2 separate regions of the Homo sapiens genome follow, and region 2 is linked to region 1. Evidence: read pairs that join two places in POLR2A ChIA-PET (ENCODE). Cell type or tissue: Panc1. All regions are shown on one strand.

Region 1 (8,000 bases):
GCCCCCTTCAGACCTCTGCTCCCCAGGGTGGAAGAGAGGAAGAAATCAGAAGATCCAGGCAGAAGGAGGGCCTTACCAGTCTCCCGTTTCTTCCTGCTCCTCTTACCTTGGGGAAGGGCTGAGATGGCTTGAGGAAGCTCCCATCCCCAGAATCCGGGCTGTAAATATGGACCAGGTTGTTGGGTGTCACGTTGAGGTAGTGATTTCGAAGTGAAGGAGAAAACACTCCAATCTGGAGTCAAGGAAAGGGAAGGTCAGTGTCCTGATGGAGCACTGGGAGCTGCCAGATGGACACCTGGCTCCCACCTGCCTTTCACTTGGTGTCCTCTGCCTAGCCTTGGTGCCAGAAGAGAACCATTTGCCACAATCTCCCCTTAACACAACCCTCCATCCCTATCCACCCTGAAGAATGGGGGCCAGCTCAAGGGCCACAGGCCTTCCCTGAGCTCAAGCCAGGGCCTAGCAATGGTTCAGCCACTCCGTGCCTGGTGTTGTAGAGGAAGGCAGCCAAACAGGTAAGGAGACAGACACTGAGGGCTCTATCCGGGGGGCAGTGGTGTGGAGAGCTGCTCCCCATACCTGCTTCAGCAGCAGCACTGAGCCAGGCTTCAGCTCATTCTGGCACGTCTCCAGCAGCAACCTGTGCACCGTCCCCTGCATCTCTCCTGCAAATACCACATGGCCCATCAGTCTCGGGGTCAAGGGCAGCACAGCGACTGGTATGGGCCCTGGCTGGGAAGTGGGCTGCTCACTGCCTCAGTTTTCCTGTCTGCAAAGGGAGAGGGTGATTCCACCTCATTTCCTGGCCTCAATGGAGCCCACTCACCAGACAACCTAGGACCTAATTCCTTACCCGTGGGGTCCTTGAAAACCACACTGGCGTCCATTGTGCTCCGAGTCAGGGACTTGATCATCACCGCCATGTTGGGGACCTTGTTCCTAGGAAGCTGCTTCAGGGCTGCCTGCTTACAAGGAGAGGCATATGCTGAGCCTTCCACGGCCCACTTGTGACTTCCCAGGTCTCCAAGTGTGCCAGGGCAACCGGGGTTAGGAGGGGTCAGAGTATAGTTATAGTGATGATCTTCTTTGTGGAGGACAAGGAGGTACCCCATCTCTCTCTGACAGACCTAGAGCTGGGAGGTCCTTCATTTCTCTCCCCTGCCTCCGTTCTTTTTTATTTTTTGAGAGGGAGTTTCGCTCCCAGGCTGGGTGCAATGGCACAATCTTGGCTCACTGCAACCTCCACCTTCTGGTTTCAAGCGATTCTCCTGCCTCAGGCTCCCAAGTAGCTGGGATTACAGGCGCCCACCACCACGCCCGGCTAATTTTTGTATTTTTAGTAGAGACAGGGTTTCACCATGTTGGCCAGGCTTGTCTTGAACTCCTGACCTCGTGATCCACCCACCTCGGCCTCCCAAAGTGCTGGGATTACAGGCATGAGCCACCGCACCCGGCCTATTTTTTTATTTTTGAGATGGAGTCTCGCTCTGTCGCCCAGGCTGGAGTACCATGGCACGACCTTGGCTCATTGCAACCTCCGCCTCTGGGTTCAAGCGATGCTCCAGCCTCAGCTTCCTGAGTAGCTGGACTTACAGGCGTGTGCCACCAAGCCTGGCTAATTTTTGTATTTTCAATAGAGGGGGTTTCACCATGTTGGCCAGGCTGGTCTCGAACTCCTGACCTCAAGTGATCTGCCCGCCTCAGCCTCCCAAAGTGCTGGGATTACAGGCGTGACCCACCCCGCCTGACCTGTTTGGTTTTTGTTTTTTTCTTGAGTCGGAGTTTCACTCTTATTGCCCAGGCTAGAGTGCAATGGCACATCTTGGCTCACCGCAACTTCTGCCTTCCAGGTTCAAGCAATTCTCCTGCCTCAGCCTCCTGAGTAGCTAGAATTACAGGCATGTGCCAACACGTCCGGCTAATTTTGTATTTTTAGTAGAGACAGGGTTTCTCCAGGTTGGTCAGGCTGGTCTTGAACTCGCGACCTCAGGTGATCCGCCCGCCTTGACCTCTCAAGATTATAGGTGTGAGCCACCACGCCCGGCCTTGGGTTTTTTTTAAAGGAGACAAGCTCTCGCTCTATTGCCCCGGCTGGAGGGCAGTGGCACGATCATAGTTCACTGTAGCCTCAACCTCCTAAGATCAAGTGATCCTCTGGCCTCAGCCTCCCTAGTAGCTGGGACTATAAGACATGTGCCACCACATCCAGCTGATTTTTTTTTTTTGTATTTTTTTGTAGAGACAGGGTCTCGCTTTGTTGCCCAGGCTGGTCTCGAACTCCTGACCTTTGTGATCCTTCCACCTCAGCCTCCTAAAATGCTGGGATTACAGGTGTGAGCCACTGTGTCCAGCACTTTCTTTTGTTTATATGTGTTTACACAATGTTCCATCATAACAGTCACAGGCAGGGATATGTTGGCACATGTACTGGCATGTCTCTGCACACAACCCTTAACCACTAGGGAGATTTGAGGGTGGCAGTGTGCTCACCCCACCCCACCCAGGGCCTGGAAGTGCAGAGGCATACCATAACCCACTCTCTCCTTCCACCTGGGCCCAATCCTATGGATGACAGTGAAAAGGTAGGTAAGTGGAAGATACAACCAAAGGGGCTTCGTGCTGCTACTTGTATAGGGTACGAGGGAGCAAACAGCCCCTTCCTAAGGTGGAGTAGGGCAGTAGGTCAGAGAGAGGGAGAAAAATGGTCTTTCCTTTGGGTCTCAGCACCCAGAATCCTTACCTTGCGCAGCACCATGACAATGCTGTAGGTACAGAGGAAGCAGCTAGGGTCTCTCTCATCCAGGCCTAGCGTGGATTTCATGGTCAGCCAGGGCCCTCGCCCAAAATCCTCCTCCACAGATGCCTGGGAACTAGCAACAATCTGGTACCACAGAGCAGAGGGGGAGCCTGTATGAATAGGTCTACCTTGCTACAGACTCTTGATTGAAACAGGGTGGAAGGGTGAGAGAGGAAAGGCAAATCCCCTCGGAAAAACTGTAGTACAATGGCCACAGTCTCTCCTCTCATTTATCTCCAAGGCCAGAAAATGGTATGTGACATCTTTTTTTTCTCTTTTTCTTTTTTTTTTTTCTGATTGCTTTGGCATTTGAAGCACGTGAAAATCTTGTCGCGTATCACAGGTTTCATTCAGCAGATACTCTTTTTTTTTCTTTTTAAAATCAGGTCCTGTCTGCAGGACTAGGTATGAAAAACAAATTTTTAATAAAATCAGCTCCTGGGCCAGACGCGGTGGCTCACACCTGTTATCCCAGCACTTTGGAAGGCCGAGGCGGGTGGATCACCTGAAGACAAGAGTTCGAGACCAGCCTGGCCAACATGGTGAAACCTCGTCTCTACTAAAAATACAAAAATTGACTGGGCGCAGTGGCTCACACCTGTTACCCCAGCACTTTGGGAGGCCAAGGCGGGCAGATCATGAGGTCAGAAGATGGAGACCATCCTGGCTAACATGGTGAAACCCCGTCTCTACTAAAAATACAAAAATTAGCCAGGCATGGTGGCACACGCCTGCAGTCCCAGCTACTCAGGAGGCTGAGGCAGGAGAATAGCCTGAACCCAGGAGGCGGAGGTTGCAGTGAGCCGAGATCACGACACTGCACTCCAGCCTGGGCAACAGAGCGAGAATCCGTCTCAAAAATAAAATAAAATAAAATAAAATAACATAAAATAACATAATAAAATAAAATAAAATAAAATCAGCTCCTGACTTTAACTGCATTGAAGCAGAAGGCTATCTACGCTTATTTTTTGTAACAGACTCAAAAAGTCTTAGGGGTAGGGATCCACCACATATATTTATAGGCTTCCAGAGTGGCTTAGCCATTTTGAAACCAGTCATATTCTATTTGGCATGCTTCTAGCTTTAACAATTAACCTTCTTACATTAATACATGCTTTGAATCCAGAGAGTATCTGCTGCTTTGGATCTGAAATGGACTGGCAGATCTGCGGAGCTACAGCAGAGAAAAAATACTGGGGAGAATTAAAAGCAAAACTGGGTTTGAGGGCAGAGCAGGTCAACCAGAACCCCAAGGAGAAGGGAAGCAGGGTCTCACCCACCAAAGGGAACCCAGCAAAGGCAAGAGAAGGCAGATCCTTCCCAGCTCAGTTCTCAGAAACCTGAGAGGAAGGGCTCCTGAGACACAATCTCATAATACTTATCACAGTCTCCTCCCCCAGGGGAAGCTGGAGCTAGCTGGGCCTTTATTTCTTAGATGGGAAAGAAGGCTGGACCCATGGCATCAGATAATACCTACCTGGCACCAGGACAGGCCTCACTTAATGCCAGTAAAATTGCTGCCTCCCCCAACTACCTGCCTCAAATGCCTTTTAGTGTGTGACACCAGCAAACAGGCCTAGCAGCATCAGCTCTTGATTCTTAACTCCTGAAACACACAGGGACGCCCCTCACTCTCAAATCACACCCAGAAAGTTAACATTTGCATAAGTTACCTCTGTCTGGAATTTAGCCAGAGCACCATGGGTTGGAGTTTGGGGCGCGGAAACCATGATGTCCTCCAGACTTCTCCCACTCTGCTAAGAGGGGAGGGAAGGAGAAGATGAGAGCAAGCTTAGCAGCTGTTATTTACAAGTACAGCTTATTGTCTGGTTTACATAATGAGTTCAGGAAATGATCAGGGACTATTAACACATATTACATCTCTCCTAACAAAGTCTCAGGAGCCTCTTTGGCAGCTCAAAAAAGATACTTTGGGGATTGGTTTGAAAACGTGAGGAAGCCGGAGCTCGCCCAGGTGCAAAAACCAGGGCTGCCTGAAGGGGGCAGTGACCCAAATAGAGAGGCCTGGCTGGGCGTGGCGGCTCACACCTGTAATCCCAGCACTTTGGGAGGCTGAGGCGGGTGGATCACCTGAGGTCAGGAGTTCGAGACCAGCCTGGCCAACATGGAGAAACCCCCATCTCTACCAAAAATACAAAAATTAGCCAGGCGTGGTGGCCCATGCCTGTAATGCCAGCTACTTGGAAGGCTGAGGCAGGAGAATCACTTGAAGCTGGGAGGTGGAGGTTGCAGTGAGCCGAGATTGTGCCACTGCACTCCTGCCTGGACGAGAGAGCAAGACTCTGTCTTAAAAAAAAAAAAAAAGAAAGAAAGAAAGAAAAATTGAGAGGCCTGTGATGAGCAAAGGGGCAGCTTTCCCCAAGTCCTAACCCTTTCCTCCAGGGAGATCCAGCCCAGGAGGAACATAGACGGCCTCTTTGGATATCTGCTAACATGCTAGGGAAGAGCAAGTAACAGGCAGAAATTGTTTCAAACACCCTTAAAATGGGAGGAAGAGGGCACACCTATCACAACCAGTCCAGATCCTCAGAGTCCAATTATCTGGGATCTGATCCAAGACTAGTTTAATCCAAGTCTCACCAGGGCTGTCTCCTTTTCAGCCCCAGCTTCCCCACACCTGCCACAATGAACTGTTCTGTGGATCTGAGAGCACCTTGCTCTTCTGCCTCTGTGCCCTTACACATGCTCTTCCCTGCTTTCCCACTGCCAGAACATCCACAGAGCACAGCGCCCGCTCCGCCACACACCTGTTAACCTCCTACTCATCCATCCAAAGCCCACTCAGCAAGCCTAAGGCAGAGCCAGTGTCTTCCCAGCACCCAGGGAATGACCCCTGTTCACACTGTGTGCTTTGTGCATGTTTGTTTGTTTACATCTGTTTCTTCCATTTCACTGTAAGTTCTTTAGGACAGGAACTGTTTCTTTTAATCTCTGTATTCTCAGTTCCAAGCAAATTGTCCAACACATAAGACCTTAACAAATGCACAAGAATGACTTCCTGCCCTAGTGCACACCTGTAGTCCCAGCTATATGGGAGGCTAAGGCGGGAGAATGGCTTGAGCCTAGTTCATGACCAGCCTGAGCAACATAGCCAATCTCTAATTCTTAAAAAAAGGAAAAGAGGGTCTTCTTAAAAAAAGGAAAAGAGGGTCAGGCGTGGTGGCTCACGCCTATAATCCCAGCACTTTGGGAGGCCGAGGCGGGCAGATCACTTGAGGTCAGGAGTTCGAGACCAGCCTGGCCAATATGGTGAAACTCTGTCTCTACCAAAAACACAAAAATTAGCCAGGCATGGTGGCGGGGGCCTGTAGTCCCAGCTACTCAAGAGGCTGAGGCAGGAGAATCGCTTAAACCCAGGAGGCAGAGGTTTCAGTGAGCTGAGATTGCGCCACTGCACTCCAGCCTGGATGTTGCAGCAAGACTCCATCTCAAAAAAAAAAAAGGAGAAGAAAAAAGAAAATTATGATGTCCTCAGAGCCTTAAGCACTTCTTCACAGTGGATTTTCTAGCATTCAGTTCTTCCCTTTTATTTCTCCTGCAGCTTTGAAAAGCCTCTCTGCACTTCCTTCCTTCCTTCTCTGCAAGAGGGAAGATATGCTAGGGCTGGACAGTGCTGGAACCCTGCTTCTCTCCCTTGCCCACCAAATCCTAGAAAGCCAGCTCACTCACCTGGTGAGGCAGGATCCCAGCTGGGCCAGGGAAACGGCGAGTTTTGGCTCGGGTGGAGGGATGGGTGGGCTGCTGGGGTGTCCGGCTGGCAGCAGTGACTAGCTGCACCAGGTGGTTGGTGACTATGGGTGTCTGCAGAGCTCCCTGGGGACCTTTTGGGGTACCAACAGGAGACCCAATGGAAGACACTGGAGCTTGCGGTTGTAAGGGTATCCGAGGAAATAATCCAGAGCTAGTCCTTGAGGGAGTAGAACAGCTTGAGTTGGGAGTTCGAGGTCTGGGTAAATGAGCTTTGCCACTTAACCAGGAACTTGGAGACTGGAATGGCTGACAAGGGAAACGATTTTGAGGGCTGCTCTGAATGGTCCCTCTAGCAGCTTGGAGAGGCTGAAGTGCTTGAACAGGGGAGCGTTGCGGACAGACTTCCCAGTGGAGTTGCTGAGTGGGAACTGTTAAGGCAGTTGGAACAGGAAGGTGACCCACAGCACCAGGTCTCAAGGGGGGTCGTGGAGTCCTACATTGGATGACAGGATCTAGAGACTCATCCTGGGCGGACATGATACCCGCTTTGTGGATGGCAGGCACAGGCCCCTTCTGGCAAGATCCACTCAGATCAACTACCCGGGCTTTTTTAGCCAATACTGAACCCTCCCGCTGCTGGGCAGGCAGGATTGGTATGGCCTCACTGCTGACTCCACATTCCAGCTCCATGCCAGGCTCCTCCAACTCCATGCTTGCCAGGACTTTATCAAATTCGTCTTGTTCAGGCCCCTCAAAGCCACCAACTTGCTGCTGTTGGCTCTCAAAGGTGAGTAGGGGGTGTAAGGCTGAGGACTGAGGTCTTGCTGTCTCTCTGAGCACTTCTGTCACTGTCACTCTTCTCTGATTGCCAATCCAGCTGCTGGAAGTAGAGACAGGCCTTAGGGGAGCTGCTCCTATGCATGATGGACGGCTGTCAGCACTGGGCGTGCTGGAGGCAGGGAGGCAGAGGTCCAAGTCTGGCAGGCCCAAAGCCTCTGAGGGAGCAGTGGGGTGTAACAGCAGCAGCCTGGAGGACTGTGCCTGCACAGTCTCCTGTGGCCTAGAAGAGACAGGTCTCAGGCGCCCAGCATTCACAGGCAGTGAGCCAGTAAACCGGTTCTCTGCATCCTCCACAGCAGACAAGAAATCCTACAAGGAAGCAGAGATGGTAGGTCTTGGCATCTGGAAATCAAGAACCCCTCTGCTTTTACTGTTCAGGCACATGGCGTGTATGTTTGTGTGTAGATACTTGAAAGAAACCAAAGCATGAGGGTCGGGCATGGTGGCTCATGCCTGTAATCCCAGCACTTTGGGAGGCCAAGGTAGGAGGATCACTTGAGGTCAGGAGTTCGAGACCAGCCTGGCCAACGTGGCGAAACCGTCTCTACTAAAAATAAAAAAATTAGCTGGGCATGGGGGTGCACACCTGTAGTTCCAGCTACTCGGGAGGCTGAGGCAGGAGAATCACTTCAACCTGAGAGGCAGAGGT
Region 2 (8,000 bases), 510 kb before region 1:
TAAATTTCACATATATTATCATATCCAGTAAACCTTGTGACATGAGTATTATCTCTACTTTAAAAACAAGGAAACTGAGGCTGCAAGTCACTCAGCCAATATGTAACAAATCTAAAACCAAAACTGAAGGTCTTTTTCCTCCTATTTGAGGACATTTTATACAGTATCTTTTTTTTTTTTTTTTTTTTTTTTTGAGACAAGAGTCTGGCTCTGTTGCCCAGACTGGAGTAGAGTGGCGAGATCTCGGCTCACTGCAACCTCTGCCTCCCGGGTTGAAGCGATTCTCCTGCCTTAGCCTCCCAAGTAACTGGGATTACAGGCACCTGCCACCATGCCTGGCTAATTTTTGTATTTTCAGTAGAGAGTTTTAGGGTTTCACCATGTTGGTCAGGCTGGTCTCAAATCCTGACCTCAAGTGATCTGCCCGCCTTGGGCCTTCCAAAGTGTTGGGATTACAGGCGTGAGCCATTGCACCCAGCCTCGGTGAATGCTTCTGTAATGAACCTGAGTAAACAAAAACTTTGGGTGTTAAGTTTCTTTTTTTTTTTTTAAATAGAAATGGGGTCTCACTGTGTTGCCCAGGCTGGTCTTAAACTCCTGGCCTCAAGCGATCCTCCTGCCTTGGCCTCCCAAAGTGCTGGGATTACAGGTGTGAGTCACTTTGCCGGGCCTTGGGTTTTAAGATTTTAATGATTTAAACCCTGCCTCCTTCCAAAAGGGACCATGTAGGGAAAGTGAATTTAACAAACAAAAAAAGATTAAGCTAATTTATACATTGTTTATTCTAGAAAATGCTTCCTTAAAGAAGACTGAAAGTATAAATTCAAAATTTTTAACTCTCCAGATAAGTAACTATTAAAACCTGAGATGCAATAACTATAAATACCCAGACATAAACACAATGAAAATAGTATTTTCTTATAAATACAGAAGAGATGTAATTCTGGCCGGGCGCAGTGGCTCACACCTGTAATCCCAGCACTTTTGGGAGGCCTAGGTGGGCGGATCACCTGAGGTCAGGAGTTTAACTCCTGATCAACATGGCGAAAGCCCGTTTCGACAAAAATACAAAAATTAGCCAGGTGTGGTGGCAGGTGCCTGCAATCCCAGCTACTCAAGAGGCTGAGGCAGGAGAGTCACTTGAACCCAGAAGGCGGAGGTTGCAGTGAGCCAAGATTGAGCTATTGCACTCCAGCCTGGGCAACAGAGGGAGACTCCATCTCAAAATAAATAAATAAATAAATAAAATAAAATAAAATAAAAAAGGAAAAGATATAATTCTGGCTAAAAGTATTTTCTAATTGCTTTTATTCTGTTAATATTTCTAAATTTTTGTTCCTAATAGATATGATCACTGAAAAACATTTAAACTATACAACGTTATATGATACCAACAAAATGTGAACATTAAGAAATACCTTCCAATCATCCATCTTCAAGAATCTCAAAATATTTTACAACCATTTGTTTAAGTTCTGGTTATGATTCTATTTAAAACCCACACATTATAATTTTTCTGTTTATAGTTTATATTATGACTATTCTCAAGTTGAGGAAATGGAAACACAGAAGGGATTTTGCTGAGAGCTAAAACTAAAAACTACCTTTCCAGAATTTGTTGGTTAGCAGCAACTTTTACAAAGGCTTTTTATCTTTCTTTCCTAATTTTATCCTTTGAGTTCTAAAGTTATCATCATAGGCCCACTCTTATGTGTGAAGTATCCAAAGTGACATAAATAATTGTTCATCTTTTTGAAATAGTTGCTTAAACAAAAGGAACATTTTCAGATTATGTAATGTCAAATGAATAAACAGTATTGGAAATTGAAAATATTTTGGGAGTATTCTTTCAAGTACATTTTACATTTTAAAATACATTTTGAATATTACAAATAAAATCCTTTTAAAGGACTGACTTAACTTTTGTATTCTTGGGTTAAAACAACTAAAGTAATGTGGTGGATTCAAACAATCATACTTGAAATATCTGCATCCCTTTCGTTAACAGAGGCCAGGAAATATGCAAATATTTGAGTGGGCATATTAACTGGATTAACTTTAAAATGTATCACTTATATCCTTAACATACTTAAAACAGTGAACTGAAATTAAATCCAAATAAATTTTAGTCCGGATGTAAACACTGCAGAGAGCAGTGGAACTATGGTCTGGGTTCCACTTGAGCTTTGTCATTTAGGGCACAAATCAAGCTCTCTGAGGCTCAGTTTCTCAATCTGTACAGTGGCATAATAATATACAAGATTCTTAGTGTGGATTAAATAAAATAATTTATTTCTAGATATTGTTATAATTCAAAGTACAACAATATCAACATTGATGTCCTGGTTAAATAATTTCAAATGAAAATTACTTACATTACCCAAGCTTTATTTCCTTTGATTAATAAATCTAAATGTCTTGGTGAGGTAAGTGGTAGCATATAATTTAAGACATTGTTAAAACCAGAAAATAAAGGAGTAAAGTGAAATTTTCACCTTTAAATTATCAAAAATATGTTTGTACCAACTTGCAATAAATGCCTGAACGAAAAAAAACATATTTTAATCTTACTAAATAATGGATTTTCTTACATTTCTGGAATTATGTTATGCTAAGGACAAGATGGAAACGAATCAATGAAAAATCTTATTCTTCAATTTGTTTTCTTTTTTCTTTTTTTTTTTTTTTTGAGAGGGAGTCTCACTCTGTCACCCAGGCTGGAGTGCAGTGGCATGATCTTGGCTCACTGCAACCTCCACCTCCCTGGTTTAAGATTCTCCTGCCTCAGTCTCCCAAGTAGCTGGGATTACAGGTGCCTGCCCCCACACCCGGCTGATTTTTGTATTTTTAGTAGAGATGGGGTTTCGCCATGTTGGCCAGGCTGGTCTTGAACTCCCGAACTCAGGTGATCCACCCGCCTCAGCCCCCCAGAGTGCTGGGATTACAGGCACGAGCCATGGCGCCCGGCCCTTAACTTATTTTCAAAGCAAAGTATGTATTCTGCAAACACTGTATTTAAAAGATTGTAGCCGGGCGCGGTGGCTCACGCCTGTAATCCCAGCACTTTGGGAGGCTGAGGCGAGCGGATCACGAGGTCAGGAGATCGAGACCATACTGGCTAACACAGTGAAACCCCGTATCTACTAAAAATACAAAAAAATTAGCCGGGCGTGGTGGCGGGTGCCTGTAGTCCCAGCTACTCGGGAGGCTGAGGCAGGAGAATGGCGTGAACCTGGGAGGTGGAGCTTGCAGTGAGCGGAGATTGCGTCACTGCACTCCAGCCTGGGCGACAGAGCAAGACTCCGTCTCAAAAAAAAAAAAAAAAAATTGTTCCTGGGCTGGGCGCTGTGGCCTGAAATCCTAGCACTTTGGGAGGCCGAGGCGGGAGGATGGCTGGAGCCCAGAAGTTCGAGACCAGCCTGGGGAACATGGTGAAACCCGGTCTCTAAAAACAATACAAAAATTAGCCGGGCATGATGGCAGGTGCCTGTAATCCCAGCTACTGGGGAGGCTGAGACGGAAGAACTGCTTGAACCAGGGAGACAGAGGTTGCAGTGATCCGAGATCGCACCACTGCACTCCAGCCTGGGCAACAGAAGGAGACTCCGTCTCAAAAAACAAAACAAAACGGCTGGACGCGGTGGCTCATGCCTGTAATCCCAGCACTTTGGGAGGCCGAGGTGCGCGGATCACCCGAGGTTGGGAGTTCGAGACCAGCCTGACCAACATGGAGAAACCCTGTCTCTACTAAAAATACAAAATTAGCCAGGCGTGGTGGCGCATGCCTGTAATCCCAGCTACTCCGGAGGCTGAGGCAGGAGAATAACTTGAGCCCCGGAGGCAGAGGTTGAGGTGAGCCGAGATCGCACCACTGCACTCCAGCCTGGGCAACAAGAGCAAAACTCCATCTCAAAAACAAAAAACAAAAACAAAACAAACAAAAAAAACAGCCGGGCGTGGTGGCGCGTGCCTCAGGAAGCTGAGGCACAAGAATCGCCTGAGCCCGGCTGGCGGAGGTTGCAGTGAGCCGAGATGGCGCCACTGCACTCCAGCCTAGGAGACAGAGCAAGACTCTGTCTCAAAAAAAAAAAAAAAAAAAAAAAGTTTTCCCTGGTTTTCTCTTCCTTAACTGTGGAGCCATTAAACACCTATGAATCGGTGGCTCGAGTAAATCCATTTGAGAATAAATCGTCTAACAGAGGCAGAGTTTACTAAAGGACCTGCGATGTGTAGCAATCGTAGAAGGAAGCGGAGCCAGTCAACATCACGCTGCCGAAGACGTCGGTTAACCTGCTGCCGGCGTCGGCGCCGAGGTTCCAACAGCGATTCGCACCTCCGGGGAACGCGACTTTGGGCTGCAGCACACGGGAATAGGAAATATCAGAAAGTGGTCACGAGGGTGACGCCGGAGCTGAAACGGCCCGACACCTGTTCTACCTCGGCTGTTCGGCTCAATTCCGAACCCTCTCAGAGGACACGAATGTGGGGGCCCGCGCTTCCAGCCTCGGGATTCTCACTCTCCCCTCGGGCCCCCTGAGTGCTGACCCCGAGGGGCGCCCCTCCCCGGCCACCGCCTCAGCGCGACGGCTGCCTCCCGGGAATCGCGGCGACCCGCGCTCCGTCCGGCCCGTCCAGTCAGCCCGCGCCGCGCCCCCCGCCCGCCCGCCCCGTTCGGCCTCCCCACCGACGACCCGCCTCTGCCGCCCCGTCTAGGGACGCGCCCCCTCCTCAGCCTCTCCTCCTCGTCGCCTCTTGCAAGTCTGGCCGCCCCCTGGACCCTGCCCTTCCTCATCCATTACCTCAAGTCCTTCCTCCCTCAGGCCTGAGGGGTGAGGGCGCGGGCAGGTGTCTCCGCGTCTCACCTCCATGGGGCGCCCCCCAGCCTCTCCTGGACTAGGCACAGCTCCTGGGGTACGGGGGTGATGGGGGGGGCGTCCAGGCCCGGCTCCCTCAGCCCGCACCCCGCCGTCTCCGCAGCCGCCTCCGCCGCCCGGGCGCTGCCTGGAGCCAGTGTGCGGGTAAGGGAAGTCCGAGCGGGGAGGGAGGGGCGGGGGCAGAGGCCGTTACCTGGCCTGCCTGGGGCTCGCGGCTCGGCACGCGACACGGCACAGGCGCGCCCCGCCCCGCTGTGAGGCCCGCCCCTCCCGTTTCGCAGCCCGCCATTGGTCCGATGCCCATCCAATGGGCGACCACTCCAGGCTCCGTTACCCCCCAGAGACAAGGAGAGGAAGGGGCGGTTAGCGGACCACGCTCTCTCGCCGCTTCTGAGCTTTTCCCGCTCAAAGTAAATGTGTTCGGGATTGGCCCGGACTGGCAGGCACCGGCCCGATGATTTGCTGATAGGGCAGCGGAGAGGCCGGTCGTGGAAGGTTGAAAGAGCTAAAGAGCGCAGCCCTACCGGGTGGGAGAGGTGTTGGAGGCACTTGGAAGATTTGAGAAGTCGCTCAGCAACTGGCTTATCCTCCAAAACCTAGCTGTTGCGCACATTTCATTTGTCCGACATTTCATATTTGTTCCTTAGTCCCTCCCGTAGCTTCAGAATCCGTTGGAGCTGCCCAGAGACTGATATATCTTGTACCGGTTTGGGGAGGGCGAGGAGCAACTTGTGGATTGGGTGTTGCTGGGAGACCCCTTTTTGAGGGAGAGCTGCCCTGTGTCCTAAGCCCGGGCTTTCAGTCCGGGTTAAGGCATTTAAGTGTTAATGTGACTTTTGAACAAAGTTCGCTGTGACCTTTTTGTTCGTTTTTGTTTGTCTGTGTAAAACAGGGTCTTGCTCTGTCGCCCAGGCTGGAGTGCAGTGGCGCTATCATAGCTCGTTGCAGCCTTGAACTCCCGGGTTCAAGCGACCCTCCCGCCTCAGCCTCCCGAGTAGCTGGGGCTGCAGGCACGCGGCGCCACCACTCCTGGCTAATTTTTTAATTTTTTTGTAAAGCTGAAGGGCGGGGGGGTTGGGTCTCCTTATGTTGCCCAGGCTGGTCTCAAACTCCTGGTCTCGAGCGATCCTCCCGCCTCAGCCTCCCGAGTAGTTGGGGCTACAGGCGCGTGCCACCACTCCCAGCTAATTTTTTTTTTTTTTTTTTTTTTGGTGAGATGGAGTCTCACTGTCGCCAGGCTAGAGTGCGGTGGCGCAAAGGCTCACTGCAACCTCCGCCTCCCGGGTTCAAGCGATTCTCCCGCCTCAGCCTCCCGAGTAGCTAGGACTACAGGCCCACGCCACCACGCCCCGCTAATTTTTGTATTTTTAGTAGAGACGGGAATTTCACCATGTTGTCCAGGATGGTCTCGATCTCTTGACCTCGTGATCCGCCCGCCTCGGCCTCCCAAAATTCTGGGATTACAGGCGTGAGCCACGGCGCCTGGCCCTAGCTAATTTTTTAATTTTTTTGTAGAGCTGGGGTTGGAGGTGGGGATGGGGGTAGGGGGTTGGATCTCCTTATGTTGCTCAGGCTGGTCTTGAACTGAACTCTTGGCCTGAAGTGATCCTCCGCCTCGGCCTCCCAAAGTGTGGGATTACAGGTGAGAGCTTACATAAACAAGCCATTCCAGGCACCCAACAAACCATTCACATAGCAGTCAGATTGGGGATGTGATGGTCTCAGAGAAATGCTAGTTTTTGTCCCTAGACACTGCTAAAAAATCAGATAGTTGAAATATAAAAGAAGTAAACACAGTAAGCACCTTTAGGCTGTTTTTATATTTAAAATCAAAACTTGAGAAATGAGCACTTAAGTGGAAGATACTGTTTTAACTCAGACACGAATGGAAGTAGGAGGATGAGTTTTATTGACCCATATTGTCCTGATAGTTACTTCAGGTCTCTACTCAGCTTTGAGTTCAGAAAGCTCACCAAGGCTGGGCGCAGTGGCTTGTGCCTGTAATCCCAGCACTTTGGGAGGCCGAGGCAGGAGGATTGCTTGAGCCCAGGAGTTGCCCAGCCAGGGCAACATAAGGAGACTTCGTCTCTACAAAAAAATTAACAATTAGTTGGGTGTGGTGGTGTGTGCCTGTAGTCCCAGGTACCTGCACTTGGGAGGCTGAGATGGGAGGATCGCCTGAGCTGGAGAGTTGGAGGATGCAGTGAGCCATAATCACTCCATCACACTCCAGCCTGGGCAACAGAGCAAGACCCTGTTTCAAAAAAAAAAAAAAAAAAAAAGGAAGAAAGAAAAGAAAAAAAGCTGCTGGACTCACACCTGTAATCCCAGCATTTAGGGAAGCAAAGGCAGGAGGATAGATTGAGCCCAGGAGTTTGAGATTTGCCTGGGGAATATAGTGCTCCACAAAAAGGAAAAACAAAATGTGCATGCACACACACACACACACACACAAACACACACACACGCACACACACTTAAAAAAAGCTGACCAGGTGGTGTGGCTCTAACAGTTACATTTCTCTGCCTCAGCCTTAAAGTTGCTGGTGTAGGGCTCATTGCATTGAGGACTACTGGCTTTTTCCCCCTCTCCTATACTCCCTAGAAGCATTTTGAAAAGCTATGAATCCCCTTATGTATTTTTATAGTAAAATATACATAAGATTTGTCGTTTTTAAGTGTTTGGTTAAGTGGCATTAAGCACATTCATAATGTTGTGTAACCATGACCGCTCTACAGTTTCAGAACTTCATTAATCACAAACAGAAACTCTGCAGCATCCCATAAATAATTATTCCCCATGCCCCCTTCTCCCAGTTCTGGCAACCACCATTCTACTTTCTATCTCTATGAATTTGACTACTCTAGGTACCATATATAAGTGGAATCATACAATATTTATCCTTTTGTGCCTGGCTTATTTTACTAAGGTAAAATAAACCTTGTCATCAAGGTTCCTTCATGTTATAGCATATACCTGAATGTCATTCCTTTTTATGGCTGACTAAGGTTCCATTGTATGGATATACCACATTTTGTTCAAGCATTCATCTGTTTATGGACACATGGGTGGTTTCCACCTTTTTTTTTTTTTTTTGAGTCAGAGTCTTGCTCTGTGCTGCAGGC

The links. ChIA-PET counts read pairs that join two places held together with the same protein. Peaks named below come from ENCODE experiments on the same cell type or tissue, not always from the same donor. Only the 100,000 strongest peaks of a DNase experiment are listed, where the experiment ranks them.
Region 2: POLR2A ChIA-PET joins it to region 1 with 10 read pairs; 2 of 35 experiments call an interaction of 5 or more read pairs at or near these places.

Annotation. Positions count from the first base shown.
Region 1 is chr17:44,147,518-44,155,517 of GRCh38, reverse strand. It overlaps HROB (homologous recombination factor with OB-fold), which reads right to left. Exons shown (of 10, transcript NM_001171251.3): 3 at 6,491-7,660; 4 at 4,474-4,557; 5 at 2,741-2,881; 6 at 854-962; 7 at 580-665; 8 at 107-232. Among named protein-coding and RNA genes, the nearest start is that of HROB, 9.6 kb to the right of the region's middle. In Panc1, a CTCF peak has its summit at 4,786 (motif pointing right); no DNase peak of the experiment used is centred here.
Region 2 is chr17:44,653,482-44,661,481 of GRCh38, reverse strand. It overlaps MEIOC (meiosis specific with coiled-coil domain), which reads right to left and starts at 5,014. Exons shown (of 8, transcript NM_001145080.3): 1 at 4,800-5,014; 2 at 4,221-4,355. The coding sequence starts at 4,868. RefSeq lists a silencer at 5,001-5,210. In Panc1, a CTCF peak has its summit at 5,413; no DNase peak of the experiment used is centred here; H3K4me3 peaks cover 638 bases.